2 separate regions of the Homo sapiens genome follow, and region 1 is linked to region 2. A link is an interaction called in ENCODE POLR2A ChIA-PET data of the cell type or tissue named here. Cell type or tissue: Caco-2. All regions are shown on one strand. Each heading gives the region's core, and the rest is flanking DNA. Links, peaks and the distances in the headings are about the cores only.

What was found. Peaks named below come from ENCODE experiments on the same cell type or tissue, not always from the same donor. Only the 100,000 strongest peaks of a DNase experiment are listed, where the experiment ranks them.
Region 1: POLR2A ChIA-PET joins it to region 2 with 7 read pairs; 2 of 35 experiments call an interaction of 5 or more read pairs at or near these places.

What each region holds. Positions count from the first base shown.
Region 1 is chr1:221,615,405-221,618,331 of GRCh38, reverse strand. No RefSeq gene overlaps it. Among named protein-coding and RNA genes, the nearest start is that of DUSP10, 130 kb to the left of the region's middle. In Caco-2, for the core only: no CTCF peak of the experiment used is centred there; no DNase peak of the experiment used is centred there.
Region 2 is chr1:221,844,598-221,847,524 of GRCh38, reverse strand. It overlaps LOC124904517 (a long non-coding RNA gene), which reads right to left and starts at 1,596. Exons shown (of 3, transcript XR_007066885.1): 1 at 1,385-1,596. In Caco-2, for the core only: no CTCF peak of the experiment used is centred there; a DNase peak (open chromatin) is centred at 1,434.

The DNA.
Region 1 (2,927 bases), core at 229-2,728, 230 kb after region 2:
AATGAATGTCAACTATATTTACACCTCTAATAGTAGCAAGATAAACCAGAAACCAGTGAAACAGAATCCTTGTCATAATGAGAGAAAACAAATTTAAACTTATAATTATTTACTCAGAAAAATTATCTTTCAAAAACAATTGCAAAATAAAAATGGATTCTGACACACAACAGATAAGATTATCACTAACAAATCCCCAATTAAGAGATTTTTAAAGGTGCACTTCAAGAAGAAGAAAAATGATTTTAAGAAGAGCTAAGATGCAGAAAAGAAATGTTAAGAAAAATGGTAATAGATTGGTAAATGTAAAGATTAACTGTAAAATAAACTATTTTGTGGGTTGAAAAATCATCTTAGTTCTAAAATTATAGACAGTAATAAATCTAGAGGAAGTAGCAAATGGAATTAATGAATTGCCATGTCCTTGTAGTTTTATGAGAGGATAAGGGTATTGATTGATTTTATATTTATTTCAATATGTTAAAATTATTCCAGGAGTACTATTAAAATAACAGAAATAGAGTATGTACCTTCCAAACCAGCAGAGGATTAGGAGTGGAATGAGAAAACAATAATCCCAACCCAAGCAATGCAAAAGAAGGTAAGAATAGAAGGTAAATTAAAAACAAAACAAAACAACAACAAGAGAAAAAAGAATAAATAGAAAATACAAACTAAGATAATATTAATTGAAACCAGGAGTTCAAGACCAGCCTGGGCAACAAAGTGAGACCATGTCCCAGTAAAAAGTAATAATAATAAAAATAAATAAATATAAACATATCAGGAATAGTAATCAATTTATATGGTCTGAACTCCACATTAAAAGCCAAAAATTATTATAGCAAAAACAAAAACAAGCTGGGTGCAATGGCACACACCTGTAGTTGCAGCTACTTGGAAGGCTGAGGTGAGAGGCTCCTTTGAGCCCAGGATTGCAAGGCTATTCCAGGCAACATAGTGAAATCTTGTCTTTAGAAAACAAACAAACAAACAAAAACAAAACTGAGCTAAAAAGATTTTTTAAATCCTGATATATGCTGTTAACAAGGAACAAGGAAATGCATAAACCCTAAGAACACAGAAAGATTGAATATAAAATGATGAGAAAAGATATGTCAGGTAAATTTTAACTTAAGTAAGCTTGGATGGCAAAACTAACATTGGAAAAATTAGACTTTGAGGCAAAAGGCATTATAAAGCAAAACATAAAGAGGGTAATATATACCTAATAAGAAAGCATAAAGTGTATAGAAAAATATAAAAATTTATAAACTATATATTTGCTAAGATAGTTTAAATATATGTAAAACAAAGATTGTCAAAAGTACAAAGAGAAATTGAAAAATCCACATTATAGTAGAGAATTTACAAATCTTTAATATCTTTCTCCGTAACTGTTAGATGAGAGAGAAATAAATCAGCAAATGTATAAAGATTCAAGAAATTCAATTATCAAAGTTGATCTAATGGGCACATATAGAATATATACTAAACAAATGGAAAATAAATAATCTCTTTAAACATCCCCAGCACATTTACCAAATGTGGCCACTTAAAGTCTCAACACATTTCATTTAACCTGCTTAAGCTATACTGCTTTTCTGTCCCTAAATTAAAATAGGAATTTATAAGAAACTTACCACACCCCAACTTTGCAAATTAAAAAACACATATCATAAAAATGCATGTGTCCAAATTGTTTTGAAAAGTCACTGAAATTAGAAAATACATACCAAGACAAACAAAAAATAGATTAAAAAATTGCCTAATATGAGAAAAGTGGTTGGTTGAATAAAATGTACTGCTTTAAATACATATATTTGAAAAGGAGAGACTCTGCAAATTAACTAAATAAGCATTTAACTTTAGAAGTTAGAAAAAGAATAAACTCAAAGAAAATAAAAAGAAGAAATTAATACTTAAAAAATTGAAATATAAAATAAACATGCAATGGAGATCTACAAACCAATAACTTGCTTGCTCTAAAGAAGAACAGTATGATAATTCTGTGGAAAGACTGATCATGAAACAGAGAAGGTGCAGCTAAATAATATTAGGAATCAAAAAGTAGGACGCAGCTTTGGATGGAGGAGAAATTAACATAACAAAATGTGAACCAACTTGTATCAACACATTTTAAAACTTAGATAAGATAATTTCTAAAAAAATATGATTTGTCAAAGTATGCAATAAAACAATTGGAAAGCCTAATTGTACTATGACAGTTAATAAATGTTACTGGTAATAAAAAACCTACTCACAAAAAAATAAAGCCCAGAGGATTTACAGACATCTTCTACTAATGTTTACTGAACAGCTATTTCCAAATCTTACATAAAGTTTCTTAGAATACAGAAAAATAAGAAACACTTCTTAAATTATTTTATGTGGCCATTATAATTTAGAGATTACATCAAACAAGTAGTAGGGAAAAGACCATTGATAAGGCAATCTCACACAGAGTTATGTATCTTAAATACTTGCAAACCATGTCTGGAAATATGTAAATATATCATTATCTGGGAATGTAGAGTTGATTTGAGATTAGAAAATCAATTATTATTGTATTAAGGCTGTTCTCACAGTGCTATAAAGAAATACCTGAGACTAGGTGATTTATAAGAAAATCAGTTTAACTGGCTTATGGTTCTGCAGGCTGTACAGGAAGCATGGTGCCATCTGCTTCTAGGGAGGCCTCAGAGAGCTTTTACTCATGATGGAAGGCAATGCAAGAGCAGACACTTCATATGACAAGAGCAAGAGCATGAAGGGGGAGCTACACACTTTTAAGTGACCATATCTCACTCACTTTTGGGAGGACAGTATCAAGAGGGATGGAGCTAAGCCATTCATGAGAAACCTGCCTCCACGATCCAGTCACCTCCCAGCAGGTCCCACCTCCAACACTGGGGATTACATTTAAA
Region 2 (2,927 bases), core at 180-2,679:
TTCTTCATCTAGGAAATGATGAGTTTGGAAAAGATTGGTGATTTCCATAGAAAAATATCTGTGAAGCCCTGGAGCTCACATTGGGCAAAGTTCTGGTCCCTCCCTATGGGTCTCAATAAGTAGAAAGGGACCTACTTTTATCTGTCTGGCATACTGGCTTTCAAATTCATTTTTTGTAAAGTATCTGCTAAGTTGTATTGAAGTACCACTGGACTAGATGATCACATTGTCACTCTGAGTTCTCACCTTCTTCAGAACTAAACTTTCACTCTAGAATGTTTAAGATTGTGAGACTCTTGGTTTGCTCCCTATATGCACCCTGAGAGAAGGCAGATTCATCCTTCCCTGGGTGCAGCTCCATCAAGGTCAGCTTGGGCATACTGGATGGTCTGGTCGCTGGAAGCCTTGAAGCTTAGCTTTCTGGTTGCTACCCTTGGTTCCTATATATCATGGTCAGGACCTAAAAACAGTCCTCAGGGGCTGAGTAACTTCAGCCTAATGCATGTGCACAAATGGCAGCAGAGTGGGCAACCACTGAGTTGTCTAGGAACCAAAGAAGCTGGAGGACCCATAGCCCTCCCCTCTCCCAGAAGGTAGCATCATTTACTTAGATACCAGTTCTAACGATACCACCTCCCTCCCTGGAAGGGAGGAAGAAGGCAGAGCTATCTGAAAGCCCAGCATTTGCCCACGGCTAAACATTCATTAAAGAGGCTGTATAAATGATTAGATGCAACTAGGCTTGAAATTGGTGGGGCTCTAAATTATTCCCCCACTCCAATCAGTCAGTGAACCCTCAGGAAAGAACCCATCATTTTTACAGACAAAACAAAGAGTGTGTCTCCTGTGTGTGCACATTTGAGTCATGTTGAGAATTAAATTTGTGAGCTCACTGTATTTAGAAACTGTTAGAGCATTTTGCTGACGACCATCTATTCTCTGGAGTTTGAAGGACTCCTTTGAGTTGTTCAGGCCTATGCTTCCTGTGTGTCTTCACCTCCATAGCAGAAAGCACTTTCTCTTGCTTTTTCCCACTCTAGGAGTGAGATTGATTTTCAGCATGTATGTTTTATTTGGGCCCCTAAAGGGTAACATTACCCGAGAGGCTCCTTTTGCATGGATGTCGTTGTGCCTCCCTTACGCATGTGTATTGGCTGCATGGGGGATTTGCTCACTCTGGCCTGTGAACAAGACAGCAATGGGTCATTCTCCTCCAAGCAACAGCACAAACTAGACTGAGCATGACGGGTCATTCTCCTTCTTTGGGAACTGGATGTCCTGCCAAGAGCGGAAGAGAGCTCCCCACACACAGGTATCCCACCACACTGTGCCTGGCTCCCTGCCCCCTCCCCTCACCTCTTCCCAAGAACATGTCCACAGTTACCTTGGTGCCAGCAGGGGCCTTGTTCTTCGACACAGCCACGGCGTTCCTCACAGGTTAATGCGATTGTAAACATTGAGTCACTGCCAGAGAGCTTAAATGCTGAAGGAACAGCGAGTGGTGAAAAGATGACCTCACAGCCTGTGGCTGCCAAGTGGAGGCATCAGACATTGCTTCTGGCAGGCAACACGGCAGAGACAAACGGTATAGAGGGGCTTTTGAACAATGATCTCCCCAAGAAAGAGCCACCCTCTCCTGTGTGCCCCAAATGGTTAGGCTGCAGGTGGTGGTCATCATGAAAGCCACAAGGGCCAGATCTCCACCCCAGGCAGGATGACTGCAGGGAGAACTGAATCCCCTCCTTGTCCCCTCTGAGTGTTTATACTTGGAGAGAAATTGCATTTGCTAAGTTGTGTTGCATTGGTGGGTGAGGGTGGGCAGGGAGCAAACTTTTGTAAAATGTACTCAGGGATTTCTTTGAAGTATCCTAAAGGACTGCCTTTAAAAAGATGCATGTGGTAAAACTAAATAAATAAATAAATAAAGAGGTAGTAAAAGATCTTGTCATGGAGTTTGCCTACTACCAGAGGAAGATAAAGCTTAGTGGTGATGTCTCTATTATTGTCTGTACAATTACAAAGCGATTACATTACACACTAGGTGCTCAACCTGTGTTATGATGAGTAGAGGGCAGTAGACAGAAAGGCGAGACAGGGAGTACAAAGGGATTTTTGCCTTCAAGGTGCTCAGAATCTATAATAGTTCCAGAGAAGTAACTAGCTCATAAACAACCAAGTAACATGGTACGGTTCTCATTATCACACAGGCTGAAAACCCAGGAAGTGTTCAAAAAGGATGTGGAGGGATAAGAGCTGGATTTCAAAGAATGGCTGGATGTATGTGTGTGTACATATGTACATGTGTGTACGTGTGTGTCTGTCTGTGTATGCATGGTGTGTAATGCTTTCAGTGTGAACATGGTTAGCTACTTAGGATTGCTGGGGACACTGGCTCTGACCGGCTACAATCTAGCATAAGTGGAAGAAAGTATAATAAACCAAATGTCATAAACAAAGTATAATTTAAAAGCTCTGTTTTTCAAATAAAGTTCTCCAATCAAAGTTTTGAAAGCAGAAATACTTTCTTCCCATAACCTCTAAGTGCTTTGTTTTTATTATTATACTTACCTGGTTTATGATGAAGGGAAGATTTCTGCATTTGGGTCATGTCTTACATATTAGTAACTATAGCTTGGGCTTTTTTTTCCTGCAACCGGACTTAGAAAAAAATAAACAGGGGGAAAATATATACATCTGCTGGTTGGGAGGTTTTTCTCTTTCTTCTCCTTCTTCCTGAGCCCCAGGCTTCTCTCTCTACTCTCTCTTCCTCTGGAGGAGTTAGTGTGCAATTTAAAAAATCATCTGAACTACCTTCCTTTCTTCATTGGCTGGCTTTTCTTCCAGTGTCTCTGATCGCCCTGCCTTTCAGGCCCCAGGCCCCTCCAAGCTGCATGGCTGGGGGTTCCTGGAGTGCTCTACAGCCCAGG